Linked DNA regions of Homo sapiens: region 2 is linked to region 1. A link is a contact called in ENCODE Hi-C data. All regions are on one chromosome and are shown on one strand. The core of a region is the stretch at or near the end of the contact, and the rest is flanking DNA. Distances in the headings are between cores, read along the strand shown. Region 1 has its middle 30 kb from the start of LINC01247. Region 2 overlaps LINC00299 (long intergenic non-protein coding RNA 299).

Evidence for each region. A loop is a pair of places that touch in the nucleus more often than their neighbours do. Pooled maps may share reads with other maps.
Region 2: a loop to region 1 is called in a map with no recorded cell type, with 10 times the contacts of the local background. The contact joins two enhancer-like sites. A Hi-C loop is called at or near these places in 2 of 37 single-sample maps with no recorded cell type and 2 of 50 pooled maps.

Annotation. Positions count from the first base shown.
Region 1 is chr2:6,341,524-6,348,330 of GRCh38, reverse strand. No RefSeq gene overlaps it. Among named protein-coding and RNA genes, the nearest start is that of LINC01247, 30 kb to the left of the region's middle. RefSeq lists enhancers at 2,082-2,131, 2,612-2,661. Within about 2 kb of position 2,655, at least 2 of the 41 ENCODE cell types and tissues checked have a DNase peak (open chromatin) inside an H3K27ac peak, as active enhancers do.
Region 2 is chr2:8,233,439-8,239,884 of GRCh38, reverse strand. The region is part of intron 7 of LINC00299 (long intergenic non-protein coding RNA 299); the gene reads left to right. Among named protein-coding and RNA genes, the nearest start is that of LINC00299, 92 kb to the left of the region's middle. Within about 2 kb of position 4,929, at least 4 of the 41 ENCODE cell types and tissues checked have a DNase peak (open chromatin) inside an H3K27ac peak, as active enhancers do.

The DNA of each region.
Region 1 (6,807 bases), core at 1,406-3,905:
CTTGTAGCACATTCTTTCTACTTTGCTATATCACATGATTACCCAGTAACCATTTTGGCTTCAAGATTATTAGCTTATTAAGGACAGAAACAATATTGTATAGATCTATTGAATCCTTATAATATCTAAACTGGTGCCTTGAGTAGACTATGCAACTAGTAAGTTTTTATTGAATAAACAGGTTTCATATTTTGCAAGACATCTTGTATTATCTTGAATATTTCCAAATATTAGAAATGTTCTCAAATTTTGTGATTATTTCTGCTTTCCTCAGCTTCTAACAGATTGTTTACTCCATAAAGCCCTTCACAGTTTTCCTAAGCATTTTCTCGTGTCAGTCTAACAAATATTTGAAGATAATTATATTGTGCTTCTGAGTATTTTTTTTCTATACCATTCTCCTTAATGCAAGTTTCTTCATTTTTAGCTTTTAAATGTAATTATCCAGATTGCTCTTCTCTGAGCATTCATCTATAACTATATGTGTGTGTGTAGATAGATAGATAAATAGATAGACAGGTAATAGATAGATAGATATGAAGATATGAAGATACCTGTTAAATATATCTTAGTAAACAGAATTCAAAATTGGATCTAATAATCTGAGGCAATATGTGTAGCTAAAATAAATGGAACTATCATTGCTATCATTTTTATGTAATTCTTCTAGTGATGCTAGTAATACTACCAATGTATATATGGCTACTTTTAAAGTCATATAATTCAGTTAAATCAAAATGATTTTGATTTCAATAAAACCCTTGCTTTTTAAGGCTAGATTGTCACTATCTTATTCTTGCATTTGTTTACGGGAGACCTAAATACTATAGATAGATAGATAGATAGATAGATAGATAGATAGATAGATAGATAGACAGATAGATAGATAGATAGACAGATAGATAGATAGACAGATAGATAGTGATAGACAGACAGACAGACAGACATAGAGAATATTTGGATGGATATTTATTTTGCAATACGCACTTGACATGTGTGATCTAATTCTCACAACCACTTTGTAAGGTAAAGGCGATTCTTATTCTCATTACACAAATGACGAAATTGAGGCTTAGGAAGATAAGTGTACAAGAGTAGGTGATAGGGCCTGGATTTTGTTCTTAAGAAAATTTCCCCTGAATCCTGGGCCTCTACTCACTTCTTCACAGTCATCACTCTGCCTGATGAGGTATTCTTGGAGTTGTGTATGTTTGCCTTTCACCTGCTGTTTCATAAATGTCATGCCACCAGGAAAATGGCTAGTTGAATCAGATATACTTGAGAATACTTGCAGAGGTCTATACATGTGTTCTGTTGGAAAAACTGGACTAGTGGGGTAAGAATGGGGGTTCCTCCTTCCACCTCCAGGTAATTCAGAGGGTTCTCTGCCAATAACTTTTTCCTAACTGAATCTATTGTAACTCAGAATATTTTTTTTTTCTAAGAGTAAAGTTTTGGGCCAAGTCCTACTTTTTGGTGGGAATATCTGTGGACAAGTGGAATCTTGAGTCTTCTCTTAAAACTAATTACTTGGCTATTGTCCTTTCTACACAAATGCAGGGAGAGCCCTGTGCTACTGTTACAATGATGTCTCCTTATTGGGCTGAAAGCACTGTATGAACCATCTTGTCAAAAGTGCTAATGAGTGTATATTTATATTTTCAGGAGAGTATCAAGGGTTCTTTCTTCCCTTGATCTTTTGCACAGAATTAAATAAAACACACCTGGGAAACATACTTATAGAACAAGGTTGAATTTTCTCTATTTAAAAATTGATTTGAGAAAGAAAAGCATTTAAGAAGGAAAGAAAAATAAAATCAAGGAGTTGATTTGAATTAGAATAAAGAATATTGTCCTGAACGTCAGATCACATGTGCTTGATGATCAGCTCACCTCTGCCCTTTTAAAGGCTTTGTTTCTAGGATATCAAGATGCATCAGACGCCATGTCAAAGGCTCCCAGAATTTGAGACTTACATCTCAAAGGCTGTCACATCCCCTGTCCTGCAGATTTCTTATAGAGAACAATACCTGCCTTATAAGACTGGTTCTGGTAAGTCCTTTAATTTTTGGTGTCCAATCAGTTACTAGTAGATGCCAAACCTTGAGTTCATGTTTTAGTTACAGACTTCAGCTCATACTTTCTCAATTATAACACTAAGAATCGTCCTTTGGATAATAACGCTTATATCAAACCTAGAGACTACGTAAGCACAACTTTTCTCTTTTACTGTTCTATTCACAGTTAAAATATCTTTGTGTGTGTGTGTGTGTGTGTGAGAGAGAGAGAGAGAGAGAGGTGGGATAGAGAGAGAGGGACAGAATGAGAACAAATCTGGATTTGTCAAGGAAAAAAATGTTCCATGGCAAAGGAACCATGAGTTGACCAATGGGTACCGATATCTACTGTACACAAAGGATCGAAGCCAGTCCTGAGGGCTAGACGGGAGAAAACATCATAGTGACCCTAACCTGTATTTAAATGTATCCCGTAGAAGTTAGCTAGACTGCAGCCAGAGCAATACAGTGAGTAATCACCAAGTCATGTTTCTGAACTCACATGACTCCTCTGAAACATGTGGTGAAGATATTTGAGGCATTATCAAACACCTGCAGATTTTCAGTTCCTCATTTCTTGCTCATGTGATTTATTAACAGTTCTGCTAATGCAGATAGAATGCAGCCTCAAATTACAGCAGAGGAGAGGGTTGAATGCTGTGCAGCCTATGCTATTCAGAGTGCAGAATATCTGCAACCTAGTTGATCATTTTTGAATCATCAGCTCCATCTTTTTGTTAAATTAACAATTTAACAGCTGCTTTCATCAAAGTTCTTTTGTGTCTACCAACACGATACTGTAATTTTTTTTCCTAAATGCAATTTCCAAGATCATTTCTGTCTTTTCAGTCCCAGATTACTGATTTGCATGTTTGATCAATTTGTATACAAATGTTCAAGAATTTATAAACCATCTAGGGAGCATGAAACACCCTCTAGAGCTCTAGAGAATAATTTGATCCATCTCATCATTCACTTACTTAAATTTCTTTTTCATTAAGAACAGGTGATGAATGAAGGCAGTAAAATATGACTGAGCTTAGGTATACTGTTTCCTAAATAGGAAATATTGTAAACCAAAAGATTTTCACAAAATTCTAGTAAGTGGGAATATTGAAAATTGAGTCAGATTTGTCATAGAAAACATATTTTTTTCTTTTTACCTTTTGTGTTAGTCGGCTTGGGTCACCATACCAAAATACTATACAATGGGTGGCTTAAACAACAGAAATTTATTTCTCACACTTCCAGAGGCTGGGAAATTCAAGATCGAGTTGCTAGCCAATTTGTTCTCTGTCAGGGCCTCCTTCTTGTTTTGTAGATGGGCACCTTTTTGTGACATCCTTGGTGCATGCAGGCACACACACACACACACACACACACACAGAGAAAATGTTCAGGTGTTTCTTCCATTGGACCAGAGCCCAGGACCTCATCTAAACCTACTTATTTCCCCAAGGTCCCATCTGCAAACACTGTCGCATCAGGGGTTAGGACTTCAAAGGATACAATTTGTTTGCAACATCTTTTATAACAACTCAGTCTGCAACACTTCTCATATCTCCAACAATATTTAGGCTTTAATTTATTTTAAAATCATATTTCTAAGCTATATGCATAATAGTACAGCCTGAATGTCTTGAGCTCAAAAGAAGACCTTTAGAAAACAATGCACCTAGATTTTCAAGGAAAATCTATGCTACGTTTGTGGCAGAAGCCACTTGAATTGGCTGATACAAGTTTCTTTCTTGGCTACTGGATCTCATTAGAACCAGCTTCTCCAGATTGGAATGACCTCCTTAAGGGCCCTGAGTATCATCTTCTGTGTCTAGTTAAATTGAGGAGGAGGCACAACCTACTACGTAGCCTTTGCAATCAGGAACAATCAGTCCCCCTTGAGCATTCCTCAGAACAGGAACTGTTCAAATCTGCCCTTTCTCTGAGCTTGTGGGTCCAGACAGTGCAGGAATAGCTGGACAGGTTGGAAGAAGAGAAGGCCAGGAAAATTTCCAGAAAAGTCCCTGAGGCATTCATTGGAGCCGAGAGTCAAGCTCAAGCAGCAAGGTACAAAATACTAACATCAAGTCCAAAGGGTAAAAGACTGAGTTAGGATGGGCTAATGGAATAAGAAGTTTTGGGTAAGTGGAAACAAAGTTGAAATAACAATAGCCCCAAAGCAAATCAGAAGGTTCACGTTTATTACCCCAAACAGTGCTGGGCCAACTGTAGCTTGCCTTATCAGCTACTCCACGTTGGATGAAGATAGCTTTGATCTTCTGGCTTAAAGGATCAGAGGCAGTGTGAGTAGAAACTCAACCGTTTCCCAAAGGGTGGAAAAGCAAATGATATGGCTGGCAAAACACGACTCTCAATGCTTTGGCTTAGATGTGATACATGCCACATTCATTTACATGCCATTGGCCAAAGCAAGTCACACAAACAAGCTTGATGTCATCTGGGTGAGGATACATACTTCTCCAATGGGAGACACTACAAATCCCGTGCATGGTGCAACTGTATATAATTCTTTTACAAGAAAGCAGAGTGAATATGAAGAAGCAATAGTTCAATCTACTACATCTTTTGAAAATAACTTTCCCTTTAGAAAGACCGTCATTTCTCTTGCATGCTTGCTGTTTCCTTCCATTTGTTTTTCAAAACACTAATCTTGGTTAGATTCACATATAGTCTTCATGCCTTTATCTGTGAAGGTGAACACCAGTATAGAATGTTTAGAAAAAGACAAAAGAGTATAATATCATCTTCATACATTCATAATTAAGAATTTCAATTCTCACTCAAAAATTCTAAGAAATCCTACCGGTTTTCCTCTACTAAGCTCATTATCCCACTCTCTGCACTAACTATTTTAGACCTTTGTTTTTCTATTCAAGCTCATCACCCATAATTCCCCTCTGCACCACTCCCCTCACATGCTGCCCACAGATGGCATTGCCTCTCATTTCGTTAGAAAAACAAAAGCCATCAGGTGCCCCCTCACCTCCCCAGCACCGACTCTGTGCACCTGTCTGAGCCTGGACTCATCTTCTTCTTTTCTGTTCTCTTTCTGTAAGAGTTGCTAAATCGTGATGACTGAAGGATGTATAATTGGTACTAAGTTTCAGAAATAAGCCTCCTTAGAGGCTCTGGTAGTTAAAAGAGGATTCCGGTGATTCCCAAAGTTTGCAATAGTCCATTTCTCTAATCTGTCCATGTTTTAGGCGTCCAAAATCAGCAGTTTGCAAAATGCCAACTGTTGACTACGTCAGAATCATGGGATTTCTACCCATGATTCCTACCCCTGTATTTCCAGGATGGGACCTGGAAATACGTATTTTACTGTCTGTCCAAGTGATTCTAATGCATTGCTCAGTATAAAGGTACCTATTACAGAACCTAAGGTGCCTTTAAAGTTTTAGATCTGTGGTTCTATAACTTTGCCTCATAATAAAATTACCTGGGGAGCTTTTAGGGCGCCTGAGGCCCAAGTTACACTCTGGACCAATTAAATTTTAATCTCAGCGGTTAGGGCTAAGAAGTTGCCATTTTTAGACCTTCACAGGTGTTTATGATGTGCAGCAAGCCTAAGAACAACTTCTCACTTTCAGCGAAGTGTGCAAGGCTAAGGGTGCCTTCTGGCTGCACTCAGAGGGGCTTGGATGGGGAGTGCAATATCACAGCTCCACATTGAGGAAGCATCCCCAGGGATGGTTTTGCAACAGAAAATATTGTTCATGCCACTCAAACTGGGAAAAGACCACCTTGTACCAAATGGAAATAATTAATCTATGAAGAAAAATACTGCTGAGGCAGCATAAAATGCTGTAAAGTGTGCCAGACTCAAGGTCAAAAGAGCTGTGTCTGTTGTTTGTTACCTGGGACAATCTTGGGCAAGGAATTTGATTATTCTGAACTGGAGTTTTCTTACCAGTAAGGCGGATGCTACAGTACCAGCCTTGTTGTATGGTTGCTATTTTATTTCATTAAGAGAGCTGACAACTGACATATTCAAATGGTCAGAGTGCTTTTCATTGGAATTTGGGGAGCAATTTGGAATTCCTTATTTGAATCTGGAGTTAAATCTTTATTAATACATGTAGTTTTCTTATTTGTTTTTATATTATTAAACTCTTTTCTAACCTTTTAGAGAGCCAGTCTAGCTCTTTTGTCTTAGAATAATTTTACATCCCATTTTCTTAATTGGCCTAGAGATTCTGTAGTATTGGTGCTTGTTTTCTCTATTGCTGCTGAATACCAGGAAAGAGCCAAAGAGTACCTTTGTTGCCCAGATATCTGATAAAGTCCAGATGCATCTGGAAACCATTTGGAATTCACGGGCAAATGAAGTAGGTCATAAAATATGAAGAACTCAAGAGAAAAAATAAACTACCAAGGTTGAATTATAAGGTAAGGTCTTAGCTCTTATCTTTCTTAATAATGCCTCCTCTGCTTGCCATGGCAACCACATGTGCTGGCAGTTGTTATGGCAAAGGGAGAGGACTGCAAATAGAAGAGAACTGTAGGATTCTGCAATGGAAGAAGGTATTTCTGAGACTAGTAAAAACACAGACCAACATGTATTGTTATGATCTAAGCCTCATGTGTATGAATAAGGGGGTATCACAATGAACTAAGATTTCGTGAGGCACGTTCATCTTCATTTTTTTTTATTTGTTGCAAAATGAGGTCTCATTGGTGAGTCCTCATACTGATGCCTATAAAGCACTTGTCACGGTACTTAGTTCATAGA
Region 2 (6,446 bases), core at 3,680-6,179, 1.9 Mb before region 1:
GAGCCTTCTTTTGACGCCTGCATTTTGCTGCAATGAATTTAGGGATTTCCCCCAAGTCATTTTGCATAATCAAGGATGGCCTGGATGTTGTCTCATCAGAGCCACCTGAAGACCATGGACATTTTCTTGGAAACTGAAACTATAGAAACTATATGTTATTGCTTCTAACTTCTTAGTTTTCAAAAGACATTCTTGGACCCGGCTGCAAAGTCCTATAAATTAAATTGAAATCAGCCACATTTATGATAGGGTTGTTACAAAGCTGTAAGTGTTCTGAATTTATGACTCTGCTCACATTCAGCTGTTCACTGCTTCTGCTTCTAGGTCTTTCTATCCTGTGTGGGACAGAATTTATATTTGTGGGTAAGATCATTATAAATCTTTTATGTACCGCAAGTGCAATTTCAAATGTTTGCAAGCATGCAGAACTAGGTCCATGAGATATCTGCTATATTTCATGGATTACGGCTTTGTCTCAGTAGTGGGGGAAAAAATATCCCTCAAACCCAAACCCAAACATTGAACTTTGTAACTGGCCACTAACTCTCACTGAAGAGGAAATAATTGTTGGTGAAGCTAAACTTCGACTCTGTGGATGTTGCTTTAAAATTCTCTTCTTTTTCATGTTTTAAAAAATAAGTCCCATGAATGACCATCTTTCCAAATGTCCCTTCCAGCCTTCTAGCTGAGTTCAGTGAGAAAGGAACAATTTGTCTGCATCAGAATTTCATGTGTACTTTTGCAGCAATCAGCATTGAAAGTGAGGACACAACTGAGCAGCTGGCTGGCTCTTTCCTCATTATTTTTTGGAAAGTTGACCCTGAACTTTTGTGTCATCGAAGTCAAACTGCCAAAGAAAATGTAGATATCTGGGGAAGTCTTTAAAAAAAATTATTGTGAAAATGAAACGGTTTTTGTATCTTTTGCAAACGGACAGCTGGAGACCCGGTGCAGCCACACTGGGGACTCTGGTTTTCCTGTCTCTGTGAGCTTTAGGGCGGCAGGGTGAGGCATCATGGCTATTCTGACAAGAAACTGGGAATCAAACACACCACTTGAGTGATGCAACCAAATTAAAAGGGAAAAGAGAATATAATGAAGTATCATTAAAAGCAAATAATGAGATAGATTTTAATATGCACAAACATTTTTTGCTGACTTGGTGCTTTGGAGCACGAGGCTGTCGATTTTGCTGTGTTGTCAGTAGGAAATGATTCCCAAATTAATCCAGGCAACAGAATCATCTGGAGGAACTTTAAAAAAATACACATTTAGGGCCCCATCTCAGACCCACATCAGAATTGCCGTGGTCACAGCTCATGTCTCTGTTTTAAGGAGATCTGTAGACTGGTTTGGGAAACTGGAGCATAGTTTTATGGTCACACTTTCTCTGTATCTTTTTGAAAATATGTGCAGATTACTTTGGAGTTACCCTTTTATAGGGGAGAATTCTAGAGTAAGTTGTGCTTTAGGGATTCTCACCTCCCTTCTATACATAGAAAATTGAACCCCAGAAAGGTTTGCTACTTGGTCTAGGTTGCACAGCTGCTGGAGGCAGTCAGGATTTGAACCCAGGCCTTCAGTTGCCCCACCCAGGGATCTTTCAGTCCTGCTCTGTGATTTCTGTGATTTCTTAGTCCTGCTCTGAAGCAGCCCAGTGGACTATAGTGAATGCAGACAAGCCCTGCAGGTTATCGAAAATTTTTCAGTTTTCTAGGGAAACACAGTGCTACTCAACATCTGTCAGGCAGTGTGTGGACTACTAGTTGAGATGGTTCAGTCTCAACAGTGGGTCCTGCTGTATTCCTTTTAATAACATACCTTTGCAAAGCTGGATTTTTGGAAGTGGCTTAGATAAAAAGTCCCTATTGTGGAAAAATCAGTATGAAACTGGAAATGAGAGTAGCAATGTCCACTCTGAGTCCAGGGATTGAGAAGTTGTGTGGGGCCCTAAGGATATATACAGCTATTAGTAAATAACTATTTTAGAATGAAATAAAAATGGCCTCTTTTCTTTCAATTTGTGTCTTATTTTTCAAATGGCTTCTAGCTTCCTAGGACATACACGCTTATAACCGAAGAAGTACTTAATAAGGGGAACCATTAGAAATTTCTTTTGGCACAAGGGCACTGTGAACAAATTACAGAGATGCTAGGGCACTTTGAGCAAAGAAAGTTTGAGAACTGGGTCATGCTGCCTTCCACTGCACACACTGAATTTTTACTTGGGCATTCCAAAGCTTTGGCTTCATTGGTTTAAAAAAACTAACAAACAGATGACATCTTCTCTTCTCTTGGTATCATTGGCCTCACCATTTATTTCATGTCGCTTAATTGCAGGCAAATCTATTTATGAATGTTTCAGATGACAGTAGTTTTTGTGACAGCAGCAAAACTCCTGAAAATGAGTTTCTCCTGAAATGAGGCTGTATTCAGAGTTCTTGGAGGAGGAGCAGGTTGCTGAGAGCACGAATGAATAGAGGGCAGTTCATCTAGCCAAAATATCTGCCCTACTGCCTGTTGGTCTACCATTATAACCCCATTCCTATGCGTTCTGCTGATAGTAGGGTCTTCAAGAAACTCCACAGAAATGCAGAGGTTTCTTGGCAGCCAAATCTTGGTAAGCTTTAGTTGTTACTAAAGAGTCAGACTGGAGGAAGAGGATGCAGTTTACCTGATTCTGGAGGTAGAAAATTCCAGGAGGGTGTGGGGCTCAAGGGTTGTCCCCCTAAAGGTTTGCAGAAAAATCACTACCATGAGGCAGATTAACAGGAGAAAAAGCGTACACATTTATGTCACATGTATACACGGGAAACTTCAGAATGAAGCCCCAAGCCCAGATGAGGTACAGAAGCTTCCTGAGGTTGCAAAAAGAATGTGGACTCAGAGCATGGCCCCAAACAGGTTATGGTGGTAAATTAGGATTTAGTGGAAAGACAGATTGTGAGAAGGAAAAGGAAGACGCCTGGGTGGCAAAGGTGACCTTAGTATGTAGACAAAGCCTCTCAGGTAGTAGCCCTCAGAGAGAGTAGATGCTGCTTCTTTTCAGGCTTTTAAAGGTGACAGACTCTCAGTTTTTCTCCTAGATCCAGGAAAGACCTAGAAAGAGAAGGCCTGGCTACATCACTGGAGATTCTCTACAGATGCAAGTTTCCCCCACCTCAGTCTGCCTGCCCTGCAGCAGCCATTTCAAAGTATGGGATAAAATGGTTTGATTTCCTTCAAGGAAAACTCAAATGGAAAGATGGACAGCCTGCTTATGGAGCAGTTCTACCTATGAGTGGTTGGCTTTGTCATAGGGAAGTAGCCACATACAAGGGCCATAAAGCTGAAATAGCCACATGCAAGTGTTTGAAGGGGAAAAGCAATTGTCCTCATGGAGAGCTCTGATTCTGGAGCTAATTCAGATTTTGCCAAACGATTCGTTACACTTTTTAGTTATCTTGTTTAATAGATAAAAACAACTTTTTCCACTTACTGTTTTTACCTTTCTTGAAGCCTTTTTTTTTTTTTTTCCTGGTCTCATTTAGTTTTTGCCACAACCCTTGGGAAGTAGGAGGTCAGGGTTATCCTTCCTGATCTTAACAGACAGGGACCAGAGCGGGTAGATGACTTGAGCTGATTAAGGAGGAAAAGCAACAGGACCTTAGACTTGGTCCCTTAGTCCAGTGCTCTTTCCTCTGCCACCTCTTTATGGGTGTAAGAAAATGTTAAAGATGAGTGTGATTATGAACTTAAAAGATAAACAAACACTGATTCTGGGCTCTAACGAAGCTAGGGGCCATCGCCCAATGCTGCAGTCACAGTCAGGGCCCTTGGTTCAGCCCTCATGCTCCTCTAACGCCCGTTACCTTTTTTCCTGTTTTTTGTTTTGTTGTTTGTTTTGGGACAGGGTCTCACTCTCTCTCTCAGGTTGGAGTGCAGTGCACGATCTCTGCTCACTGCAACTTTCATCCTCCTTGCTCAAGCCATCTTCCCGCCTCAGCCTCCCGAGCAGATAGGACTATAGGCAAACATCACCAGGCCTGGCTAATTTTAAAATTTTTTGTAGAGATGACATCTCACTATATTGCCCAGGCTAGTCTCAAACTCCTGGGCTCAAGTAATCCACTCACCTCAGTCTCCGAAAGTGCTGGGATTACAGGCATGAGCCACTGCACCCTGCCCTTCCCCATTACTTTGACTATTGCTATTTATTTATCACCTATTGTGTACCAAGCATATTGCATCTTCCCTTTTAGGTTCCTTAAATATAATCTTAAAATGTGATCATTGGCACAGAATTCAGCTTTCTGAGTTACTACATTTCCCAAAACATGAGGTTGAAAGGGACTTTCTTCACAGAGGCAGGCAGTGTGTCTGTCTGTCTGTCAGAGCTATATGGGCTCTCCCAGCTCCACAAGGTCCTCCCCATTTATGTGCCCTACAGGTGTAAAATCAAAGGAGGGGCAAAATTGTTTTGTTGTAGGAGAGACGAGCACATGAAGGAAATGTCTGCACAACTGGAGTGCCGGGAGAACAATAAAGCCAATCCCATAGAGAGGAAGCACACAGGGTGTCTCCATGTCTCCAATGGAATAAATCATCTGCAAGGGCTGTGGTTAATGTTCGGTCTGAACGAGGACCACACAGCTGGGACACTCTGTACTTTTGATCTGGCCTTTCAAGCTTGGGTGATGCCAGGAAATTGCATTTAATGGACTGAATGAAAGCTGCCGTATAGAAAACGAGAAGAGATTATTATAAAAACAATAGAGACCATTTCACCGCCCTCACTGCCTCACACCTGTTTTTTGCGTGGGGTCCATGAATCTGGGCTTTGGCAGGGAGACTGGGACTCCGGGGCCACAAGGCCACAGCCTGGTCAGCTTGTGGTTAGAGACTTTCTCTGCACTGTACTGGCTGTGTCAGAGAAGCACGACGTATGTGCCTGCATTGTCTTCACTGGGCAAGTCATTTCAGTTGCAGGAAGCCATGCACCTGCACTTCTTTGCCTTGAAAATAACTAATCTGCGGAGAGTGATCAGTCAGCCTTGTCAGAGCTCAGTCGTTTGGCTTTATGCTCATGGCCGCACCTGACCCTTGGGCACTGTGGGTGTATAAATAGCCTCAGAAATGGTGCTGCTCTCAAGCCCTGTCTTGCAGGACTTTACCTGTAAAGGAAAGCTTTACCTTTTCATGACAGGACTTGAGAGCTTATTTCAATAAAAGAAGAGGGAGAGAAAACCATCCTACATCCCCTGAACATGGAAACATTTCAACCCTGATGACCACTGGTTCCCACAGTGGTCAGAGGGACCTGAGGAAGAGTTTCCTTCCTTCCTCTCAGTGTGGAGCTGACACCAGGGTGGAATTTCCATAGAACTTACAGCACTGGGGGCAGGTGCAAAAGCAGAAGGGTGTAGAAACAGCTGCTTTGACTGGAGAGAGGAGAAATGCTTGTTAGCTTCCTATTTCCATATGACTGTGTGTCATCAGGGCTGACATGTTTCCGGGACAGAAATTCCCTCTTGTGAGAGAAGTATTGACATGAAATAGTTCCCCAGGATTGGGGCGAGTGTGCTGATGATAATAACACAGAGGTGATTTGTTGACACCATATGCAGTGCGTTGGTGCCCAGCTGTGTTTGATCCTCAAGGAATTCTTTGACATAGAGAAAGCAAGTGTCAATGTCATGTCCCATTATTCAGAGGGCAACGCCGAGTCTTAGAGTATTACAAAGCAGGTCAAAGAAAGGTGGATTTGGAGTTGAAGGGCAACCAGTTGATAGCTGCACAGAGGCTAAGTTACATGACCAAGGTCCTTATCTGGTAGAGACAATTGACTTTTGGCATCTGTGAGTTCTGCACAGAGTACTACCTATGGGTATTTAAATCTTCAGATGAAGGTGTACTTGATTACTCGCTCAGCTTCATAATTTACCCTTCTTTAAAAATTCCTGGGCAAATAGCCACTACTATAAAAAGTCCCCCAGCCTACTCTGGATTACAATTTCTGATGAAGATCTTTTTCCCTTTCATGTGCTTGGCCAGATATGTTTGGGGTAAACGTTATGAAGGTATTTACTGATTGGGCCCTGCTATTTTAGGGCATACGGAAAGGGAATGAGCCTTTTTCCCTTCATCATATTCTACTGGCATATAGTATATAAAAATTGAAAAGCTACATTAAGAAGGCACCATTGGCTGGGCGCAGTGGCTCACGCCTGTAATCCTAGAATTTTGGGAGACCGAGGCGGGCGGATCATCAGAGGTCAGGAGTTCAAGACCAGCCTGATCAACATGGTGAAACCCTGTCTCTACTAAAAATACAAAAATTAGATGGGCATGGTGGCACATGCCTGTAGTCCCAGCTACTCGGGAGGCTGAGGCAGGAGAATCGCTTGAACCCGGGAGGTGAAGGTTGCAGTGAGCTGAGATTGCACCACTGCACTCCAGCCTGGGTG